2 separate regions of the Mus musculus genome follow, and region 1 is linked to region 2. Evidence: chromatin loops called from intact Hi-C (ENCODE). Cell type or tissue: left cerebral cortex. All regions are shown on one strand. Links, peaks and the distances in the headings refer to the core of each region. The heading gives the core; the rest is flanking DNA. Region 1 has its middle 140 kb from the start of Rai2. Region 2 has its middle 53 kb from the start of Gm36049.

Region 1 (5,384 bases), core at 247-5,246, 160 kb after region 2:
AGAGAAGCAAACTAACCATCCCACGGCCCACCAGGTGAGGGAGGATGGACCGTGAAAGGGAAGTTTGAAATGGGGATCTTTTTGGCCTCAGGTCTTAATGACTGACATCTGAGAGAGGCAGGCAGGCAGGCAGGCAGGCAGGCAGGCAGGCAGGCAGGCAGGAGGATGGGTATTACAGCTTGAAAGTTGCAAAGAGGAATGGAGAAGTTGGCTTGGGAATGAATGAGAGCCACTGGGGCCCTGGAAAATCTGATACTGAGTATCCAAGAATCAGACATGTACACAGAAGTCCTTTGTCGTCCATTATTTCTACTGTTCAGATGACATAGACACTCTCAAGCAGAGGACAACAAGAAAATGAAGCAGAGAACCTAAGAACTGCTGGGTTGTTCACAGCTGTCACCTGTTTAAATGATTGATTTTAGGAATGACCATGGTTCACAACTGGCTTACAAAATTTCTCACAATTTAGCAGCATGTGAAGCCAAACTACCACACTTGGGTAACCTTATCTATAGATGTTTGGTGATTTTAATTTTTAAATTATATTTATTTAGTGTGTGCGTGTGTGTGTGTGTGTGATGTGTTTGTGGTTGAATCATCTCACCTCCAAGTTTGTGTGACTATTCTTTTAAATTTTCTTTTTTAAAAAATTGAGACAGAATCCCACTCTATAGCCTCAGTTGGCCTGAAACTCTTTATGTATATGATGCTTATTTCAAACCCAGGGAAATCCATCTGCCTCTGTGTCTGTGTCTGTCTCTGAGTTCTGGCGTTAAAGGCATGAACTGCCATGGCCAACTCGGATTCTTAAATGGATTAATATTTAGAAGCACCCAGAAGAGTGTCTAGTACATGTTGAGCACTAGGATTCTTTAAAAAAAATGTTTATCAACTTGAATGACAGTAAACATAATTCTTCCAGAACAAAAAAGGCTTTTAACCAAGGAACTCAAGGTTCTAGTTTCTACCTCACTTAGTTTTAAAGTAAAAGCTCTCTTCTGTGGTAACAGATTTGTTATTGTGCTAATAGCCAAAGCTTTTTAGATAATGAACTCCAAGGCCGATTGCAGAGATAAAAATGTTGCCTGCGTCAGATCTTCTAGTCACTCACCATAGTAGCAGGGCCAAAGAGCTCTCATATTATCTGCCTGGTTACCTTCATTATCTCAGTTCTGACCTAGCCAGATGCTGGAGCCTGCCTAGGGCAGAGACCGAAAATATATGCAGCTTATTGAACCTGGACTCATTTACTTTGTGTTCTCACAAGCCCTAGGGCTGGGAGGGGTAAGGAAGTAAACAGGGGAGATATGAGAGAGAGAGAGAGAGAGAGAGAGAGAGAGAGAGAGAGAGAGAGAGAGAGAAGGGTGGCATGAAGTAGCACTAAGGAATCATGGTTCTACAGGAGGCAAGGTCTGGCCTAATGGGTTCAGGATTCTTAGGCAGAGTCAGGAACATATAAGTGAGTAAGGGAGTAGGTGATTATTTTCTCCTTTCTAGGGACGAAGGATAAGTCAGGTGCCATGTCAGACAAATGAGAACAGAACAAAGGAAACAAAGAAAGGCTAGTGCACAAGGTCAAAAGACCAAAGTAGACTAAAAGGTCATATTTTTCACAGTAGAGAACTGCAGCCACTAGAACGTCCTGGAATTCATTCAGTGAGCAAGAACCATCCTTTTCTTTTCCTTAACAAACTAGAGTAGAGCAATGTGGCATACACTGCCTAGATGCACAACAATTCTAGTGCTCCCTCCTAAGGGCTCAGAGCATGTTTTCCCATAGCTCTTGTAGTCGAATGTGACTAATGGAGAGGAGGCAAAGTGATATACATCATTGCCAAGTCTGACCATAAAAGCTACAGGAGTTAAGCTTGGTGAGGTAGTGTGTGCTTATAAACCTAGTACTTGAGATGTTAAGAGGGGAAGATAATTGTGAGTGTGAAGCCATCCTGAGAGTTTAAGGAAGGCCTGTTACATAGTGACATCATTACTTTCCTCTTTTCATCCTTTCCTCCCCGCTCTTTCCTTTCTACCCTCTTCACTTTTGTTCTGGAGAGAAAGGAAAGCTGCCTGCCAAGCTCTCTGGGCTGCACTGGGCTAGGACATGGCTTTTAGTTTGTGATGTCACTGAGATTTAGAGGCTGTTTCTTTCAGCGTGTAGCTAGCTAGCATTGCTCTGACAAAAATCACAACACAGTGGAATTGAAAGAAAGGAATAAAATAGAATAGATTACATTTAAACAATGTAATAGGATAAACTAGAGAAACCCTTAAAGTGTGTGATAGGTAGTGAAGATGAACTGCCACATGGTGTAATATTTGTTTCAATTCCTATGTCTACTACTTCCTGATACAAATTTCATTTTGGGCTGAAGGTGGAGCTAAAAAAGCTGACAAACCATTCCCTTCAAACTGGAGAGATTTTTGAGGGTTGTGACACAAGCGTAGAGGGACCACATATTTGCTACATCATTGAGGAAGGTAGTATAGACTGCCTATTACTACCTCATGACCATTTGTAGTGAGTACCTGCCCAGTTCACCTTCTCTTCCCAGGGTAATGGCATCCAGATTTAGGTCATTTAAAAATGTCTAAGGCTGGCTGTTTTCCTTAGCATCAAGGGAAAGGACCCATGAATTCCATAGTTCTTGTGTTCATATTTAGAGCTGCAGTGATTGGTTCAAGGGTAAAAACATGATTCCAAATTGATTCAACTAGGTCTAAAACTGGGATGCATGACCCAGTTAAGGACTGAACTGCTTAAGATCTGAACAATCTTTTAGTAAAGCACAGGCAAAATATAGCATCAAGTTGTGATGATGTCCTTTGAATGCCTGAGTCACATCTGCTTGAAGTCATCCCAGCAGCTTTTAGTCAGTTCTGTAATCCAAGCTTGTTGTCTCTTCAAGTTGGAAGTGGATTTTTGGAACTTATAACTGAGACTTTGCTTTCCACAGCATTCAGATGTTACTTCCTTAGTAGAATGGGCCCCAGAAAGCAACAAACTGGGAAACAGCTGGTCCTCAGGCTCCTTTATGCTTTGCCAAGGAAAAGTGGTTTTAATAACCACAGAATCAAGCGTCAACATATGGAAATATATAAGGTAAAGGAGAACTTGATTTTTTTTCTTGTTTTTTTTTTTTTTAGAGAGAATGAAGAACAGATGAATACTATTAAAACTACTAATATGTTTCTCTTCGTTTATTCAATAAGTATCTATTGAACCATGTGTCATAGACAATGTTAGGACCTGGAAGTTATTATGTTGTGGTGATATTGTTGAGTCCTCATAAAGAATTAACTATATGTCATAAACTGTTTAGAATGCTTATGCTTATTTGTCATAATGTCCATTCATATAAACCTTATCAAATATATGATTATTATCTCCGAAGCATGAAAACTAAGGCATAAATAGGTTAAGTGAGGAGGAAAAAAAATTCCAGTTTGAACTTTGGGAGATTGCTTTCAAGTCTGGGCCTAAAAATTGTTGAGTCACACCTACAATAGTTCTTGTCACTTACACCACCATGGTCCTAGTTCACTCAAAATGCAGTGCTCCTTACAAAGGACCACTCTTGGAGCCTATAAGCATCTTTGCTCTGAATAACTTTTACTAAAACTTAGTTTAACCAGGCCTCACTTTAACTTGATCTGTATCATTACTTGCTCAATTTCAAGCATGGATTAGGTCCTCTTCTGAATAGTCTACCCACTAGCACTATGAGTAAACTGGGAAGACAGGTTGGATGGCAGAATACAGGCATGTCATTAGGAATGCAATTGTTAGACTTGTGGTAGACACCAGGTTCAAATCTGTAGTTCATATTTTTTTATATATGTGAGCATGTGAAAATTAGTGATTCTCTCTGAGCTTTTTAATCCTAGAAATCACACCAATGATTCTATTGTATCTGCATGTTGCACAGCTATAGTAAAGTAATATTGGTACTAGGGCAGAGTTTGTCCCCAGTAAATGTTACCTGTCATAGCCCCTCCCTCTGTTAATTGGTGGGATGGACAAGATGCTACATGAGATCTCCAACTGTCAAAAGTTTGAGTGACTATTATTTCCCAAATACTAATTTGGGGATGGCAAATTCCTACTGTCCTGGGGTTTCTGCATAAAGAATTACTTTTTAGGAGGATGATGTTTTAGCTCAGTGGTTAAGTACTTACCTAGCAGACGTAGAAACCTAGGCTCAATCTCCAGCACTACAATAAAGAATTAGTTTTAGTTGTTTTTCATTGGGAGGTCTTTTTTAAAATTATTTTTTCAATTTACATCCCAAATGTTGCCCCACCTCCTGATCTTCCCTCACAGAGTTCTTCCCCCATGCCCCTGCCCCTTCAACTCTGAGAGGGTGCTCCCCAAGGTATCCCCTACCCTGAGGCATCACATCTTTACAGGATCAGGTGCATCCTCTCACACTAAGGCCAGACAAGGCAGCCCTCTGCTACATATATGCCAGGGGCCTCAAAGCAGCCTATGTATACTCTTTGTTGGGGTCTCTGAGGGGTCCAGTTATTTGATACTGTTGGTCTTCCTATGGAGTTGCTATCTCCTTAGGCTCCTTCAATCCTGCCCCTAACTCTTCCATGGGGGTCCCCAACCTTAGTCCAATGCCTGGCTGTGAGTATCTGCATCTGTCTCAGTCAACTGCTGGTAGAACCTCTCAGAGGACAGCCATATCTGCAAGTACAACATAACATCAGTAATAGTGTCAGGGTTTGGTGCCTGCCTGAGGGATGGATTCCAAGTTAGGCCAGTTACTGGATGGCCTTTCCTTCAATCTCAGCTCTATATTTTATCACATATTCTTTTAGACAGGAACAGTTTTGGATAGGACTTTATGCACTTGTTAGAAAGAGCCAAAGGCAGGCTAAGGAGATGGTTTAATTGATGAACTACTCACTTTGTAACCATGAGAACATGATTTAGGTTCACAAAACCAATACCAGTACTGGGTAGGCAGAGACAAGGCGATTCCTGGGATTCACTGGCCAGCAAGCCCAGCCCACCTGGCAAGTTCCAGACCCAAACCAGACTTTTCTCTCGAAAAGAAAGGAAGAAAGAAAAGAGAATGAATCTATGGCACCTAAGGAAAGAATAGGCATATACCACTCTACATGTCCTTAGAAAACAAATTTATATAATCAGGTTTTAAAGGTGTTTTATGGTTTTGTAAATGTACTCGTTCTGATAATGTTCTGAAATTTTAATGTATAATTCTGATATCTTATTAAAACTTCATAAATTACTCTTAACATATGAAAAATGAATGAAAGAACTAGCTGCCCTTGTGTCTCTGGGACTTCCTTCAGTGAGATGATTTCTCTTTTGTGCCTTCCCATTGTTCTTTTGCCAGTTATGCACTGACTAT
Region 2 (5,384 bases), core at 168-5,167:
GACCTATGGGAATTAATTCCCCTCCTCCTGCTCTTTAGTCTTCGAATAAATGAAGCTTTTTCCTGGTTACAGAAATGATGTTGAAAATGATTGATTGTCCTAACGAGGAAAGATAACAGCTGCCTGAATAGCAGATGTAACTTTTATAATCATTTCCTCTTCATCGCTTTTCTCCCTAATGACCCTGCCACTGATGAGTGTATTTAAAGAGGAGGGTGTATGGTGGGCAGAGGTTGGCAATGATCAGGGAGCTTATGCAAAGAGGGAAGTGCTTGCTCAAATCTCTCAAATCAGATGCATTTTTCCTCAGTACTGGTGTGAAACCTAGGACCTCACACATGCTGTATAAATGTCCTACTGCTGAGCCCTTTTGTATTTTTAACATCTGAGCTAGGGTTTCACCAATTTGCTAAGGCTGACATTAACTTCACTCTGTAGCCAAAGCAGGCCTGGAATTTGCCATCTTTCTGCCTTACCTGCCTGGGGAGCTGAGATTATTGATCTATACCTCCAGACTTGGCTCAACTGCATCTTTTCTCTTCTCTTCTCTTCTCTTCTCTTCTCTTCTCTTCTCTTCTCTTCTCTTCTCTTCTCTTCTCTTCTCTTCTCTTCTCTTCTCTTCTCTTCTCTTCTCTTCTCTCCTCTCCTCTCCTCTCCTCTCCTCTCCTCTCCTCTCCTCTCCTCTCCTCTCCTCTCCTCTCCTCTCCTCTCCTCTCCTCTCCTCCCCTCCCCTCCCCTCCCCTCCCCTCCCCTCCCCTCCCTTCCCCTCCCCCTCTCTTCTCTTCTCTTCTCTTCTCTTCTCTTCTCTTCTCTTCTCTTCTCTTCTCTTCTCTTCTCTTCTCTTCTCTCATTCTTTCTTTCCTTTGCTTCTTTCCTTCTTTCTTTATTTCTTCCTTCCTTCCTTCCTTCCTTCCTTCCTTCCTTCCTTCCTTCCTTTCTTCCTTCCTCCCTCCCTCCCTCCCTCCCTCCCTCCCTCCCTCCCTCCCTCCCTCCCTTCTTCCTTCCTTCCTTCCTTCCTTCCTTCCTTCCTTCCTTTCTTTCTTTCTTTCTTTCTTTCTTTCTTTCTTTCTTTCTTTCTTTCTTTCTTGATCACAGCCCCCTCCCGCTTTTCCTCACAGTGTCACCCTCTCCCCTTCTCCTCAGAGTAAGGAGCATCCCCATTCTAACCCACCCTGGCACAGCTTGCTACATCAGAGGCCTAGTCAAAGACAGCTCCTGCTCCAATTGTTAGAGGACCCACATGCAGGCCAAGCTGCACATCTGCTACATATGTGCAAGGAAGGCCTAGGTCCAGCTGTGTATGCTATTTGGTTAGTAGTTTAGTCTCTGAGAGCCCCAAGGGTCCAGGTTAGTTGATTCTGTTGGTCTTTCTGTGGAGTGCCTATCTCCTCTGGGCAGCAATCTTTCCTTTGAGTCTTCCACAAGATTCCCTGAGCTCAGCCTAAGCTTTGGCTATGGGTCTTTGCATCTGTTTCTGTTGGGTGCTGGGTGGAGCCTCTCAGATGACAAGCTTACAAGACTTCTCTGTCTACAAGCATAACAGAGCACCAATAATAGTGTCAGGTACTAGTTCCTGCCCATGGGATGAGTCTCAAGTTGGGCTAGTTATTGGTTGGCCATTCCCTCAATCATTCCCTCTGCTCCATCTTTATTCCTGCACATCTTGTAGACAGGTCAAATTTAAGGTAGAAGGTTTTGTGAGTGGGCTGATGTCTCCCTCCCTCCACTAGAAGTCCTGCCTGGCTACAGGAGTTGGATACCTCAGACTCTATATCCCCCTGCTGCTAGTAGTCTCAACTGGGGTCACCACACTATCCAGGAGCCTCCCCTGTCCCAGGTCTCTATCTTGACTCAGTTGTAGGGTTGGTAAAGATCTTTTCCCATTCTATAGGCTGCCATTTTCCCTATTGTCTGTTTCCTTTGCAGTTTCATGGGGTCCCATTTTTCAGTTGTAGAACTTAGTGCCTTAGATATTCAGTTTGATTCTGTTGAACAACCTGTCTATTTTAATGCCAATACCATGTGGTTTTTAGTACTACTGCTCTGTAATACAGCTTGAAAGCAGGGATGGTGATACCTTCCAAAGTTCTTTTATTGTAAAGGGTGTTGTTTCCCTATTTTCCTTTGCTGTCACTTTTTCTGCAGTGTTGACTATGCAGCTACCAATAAAGTGGTTTTGAGGAGTCTTATGTCTTAAAAATATTCCAACTTCTAAGTTGTTTTACAGACAGGACTGGTAATGAGAGACAATGAGTTTGGAAGTCACCTAGGCCTGTCTGGCTATCTGAGTCAGTCCTTAATGCACAGAGACTCTCCAAAGTCTGACATAAACATGCTCTACTTTACAAATAATCAAGGCAGAATTTCCCTCTAGCAGCAATGTAGTCAAGTTACAAATGACTAGAACATTCCAGTTATTTTATTCTTGATTATAAACATAAACCCTTTTTATTTCAGAAAACATGGGGAATACACTGAAAAGAACAAAAGAGAAACCAGAAGCTGCCCATAATTTTGCTACGGAGACTGCTATTAACCTTTCTTCATTGCTTTCCTCCATACATTCACTATAAAATTAGGATGTGAAGTATACATTTTTATAGCCTTCTTTCCCCATTATGTTCTGAACATTTTCTCATACGGACATATGTTCCTTGAAAATAGATTCTTTCATGGATACTTATGACTTTATTAAATAAATGTGCTTCCACTTAGCCATCTCTCTGGCTATTCCCACTAGAGGACTATTATAGTCAGAGCTGGGCAGACAATCCAGGTGCATTCATCATTATGTACTCATTGGCATTATGGATCAAGATAATTCTTAGTATACTCAGGAGAAGTTTATAATTATTTTCAAAGGTAATTGATCCAAACTGACAAATTACTTGCTAGGAAACATTACCACTTGAAGAATGTACTGAAATTGTTCACCTCACCAAATATGGTAGGATTGAGTCTAAATATTATTTACCAAAATAAAAAGTAAAGCAAATTTCTTGTATTAACTTACATCTCTCTATTAGTTGAAAGCTGAACATGCTTTCATGCATGGGTTTATAAATTATTTGCAGTTGTATTTCACAGCTATGTATTATGGTTCTATCTTTCTCTTTTGTGATTCTTTTTTCTTAAACTGGTGTGTTGGTGCTTTGCCTGAACATATGGTTGTTCATCCCATGTGTGGCTGGTACCCATGGAAACTAGAAGAGAGTGCTGGACCAGAGTTATAGACAGTTGTGAGTCATTGTGTGGGTGCTGAGAATAAAAAAATAAATCCACAGGAATAGCAAATAGTACTTTTAACCAGCAAGCCATCTTTTCAGCTTATTTTGTGGTTGTTTTAAGAAAATGTGGTTCGTTTACACAATGGAATACTATTTAGCTATTAAAAATGAGGACATCAGGAATTTTGCAGGCAAATGAATGGAACTAGAAAATCTCATTCTGAGTGAGGTAACCAAAACCCAAAAGTACATGAATGGTATGTACTCATGGATATTAGTCAAAAAGTACAGAATATCTGTGATACAAACCAAGAGACTGTAAGAAGTTTAATAAGAATGAAGGCCCAAGTGAGGATGCTTCAATCCCACTTAGAAGAGGGAGCAAAATAATTATGGGCTGCAAAGGCAGGAAGTCACCTGAATGGGAGAGGAAGAGGAAGGGGAAAGAGGGGGCAGGAGTATGTATGGGGGGAAACAGGAGAGAAGCCCAGAGAGGGGTCAGGAGAATGAATGGAAATATGCAGTTGTGGGAGTGGGGGCAGAGGGAACCTCTACAAAGTCCTAGAGACCTGGACCCAATGGGGGTAGTCTTAGCTGAAATGCTTAACAGTGAGGAGATGGAACCTGAAGAGACAACCTCCAGTAGATACACAGGGCATCCAGTGGATGAATGAAGTCACAAAACTGCCTTCAAAATTTTTGACCCAGAATTGTTCCTGACTAAAATAATATAGGGATAAAAATGGAGCAGAGCCATCCAGAGACCTCTCCACCTTGGGATCCATCCCATCTGCAGACACCAAACTCCAACACTATTGCTAATGCCCAAGATGTGCTTGCAAACAGGAGCCTGGTATGGTTGTCCCCCAAAAGACTGCCAGCACCTGACTAATACAGATGCAGATACTCACAGTCAATCATTGGACTAAAGTCAGGACCCCTATTGAAGAGTTAGGGGAAGGATTGAAGGAGCTGAAGAGCCAGGCAACCCCATAGGAAGACCAAGAGTGTCAAGTAACCTGGACTCCTGGGAGCTTCCAGAGACTAAACCACCAACCAAAAGAGTATACATTGGCCTGAGGCCCCAGGCACATACGAAGCAGAGGTCTGCCTCTCTTATTGGGAGAGGATGTGCCTAATCCTGTAGAGACTTGATGCCTAGGGAAGGGGGATGTGGGGGTGGGGTTGATCCGGGGATGAGTGAGTGGGTGAGGGGAGTGGGAAGGTGGTGGGGTGTGGAGAGCACCCTCTCAGAGGCAAAAGGGAGGGGAGTTGTGTGAAGAACTCTTGGAGGGGGATCCTGAAGGGGGCCAACATTTAGAATGTAAATTAATGAAACAAAGAAACAAAAAAGTCTCATTATGTATCCAAGGCTAGTCTCAAACTTGCAATTCATTTGCTTCAGCCTTCAGGAATATATGTACCATTATATTTAGCTATTATTGATATTAAGTACTTGTAAAGATATTGATCTGCAAAGTATTTAGATGGAGAACAGTAAACATGATCTTTTGTTGAAGGCCAGACATGATGTAGAAGATAAAAAGCAAACAAAAACAATAACAACAAACAAAAACAAAAAACCTGCTGAGGTCATTAGTATGAAGCATTATGTTTATGTGACTACTATTTATTAGGGCCACACATTTTAAAGGTTTCAATAGTCTCTTGTGTGCTTGTTTTTGTTTCCCCTTTGTCCTTGGGTTTCTTTAGAGACTTCTGAAAACCAAGCTCAAGACATGCATGCTTCCCATGGGCTAAGCCTCTGAAGCTGTAAGCAAGTCCCCAACTAAATGCTTTCTTTTCAAGAGTTGCCTTGGTCATTGTGCCTCTTCACAGCAATAGAAGAGTGAGTAGGATGAGAGCACTCACTTCTGTATAGAGTTTGAACTAGATCCCTAAGAGTTCCAACTTTCCCATGGTCTGATCCTGGTTACTTTGACCAGAATATTCCTTTCTAAGGCAAGAACCAGAACTTTCCCACTTTGGTTGCTTTCCATAGAGCCGATAAACATGAATATGCAAATAATAATCTAATTCTATCCAATGGCAGGTGGCAGATGGAGACTAAACATCCAGATGTTTAATTCTTCTCATTAATTAAAACTTATTATAAGAGTGTGAATTTTTGGAGGACACTGGCTAAGTTAACCCACG

What was found. Peaks named below come from ENCODE experiments on the same cell type or tissue, not always from the same donor. Only the 100,000 strongest peaks of a DNase experiment are listed, where the experiment ranks them.
Region 1: it touches region 2 in a loop (3.0-fold over the local background); 4 of 42 quality-filtered maps call a loop at or near these places.

What each region holds. Positions count from the first base shown.
Region 1 is chrX:161,570,036-161,575,419 of GRCm38, forward strand. No RefSeq gene overlaps it. Among named protein-coding and RNA genes, the nearest start is that of Rai2, 140 kb to the right of the region's middle. In left cerebral cortex, for the core only: no CTCF peak of the experiment used is centred there; a DNase peak (open chromatin) is centred at 2,788.
Region 2 is chrX:161,408,140-161,413,523 of GRCm38, forward strand. No RefSeq gene overlaps it. Among named protein-coding and RNA genes, the nearest start is that of Gm36049, 53 kb to the left of the region's middle. In left cerebral cortex, for the core only: no CTCF peak of the experiment used is centred there; a DNase peak (open chromatin) is centred at 3,206.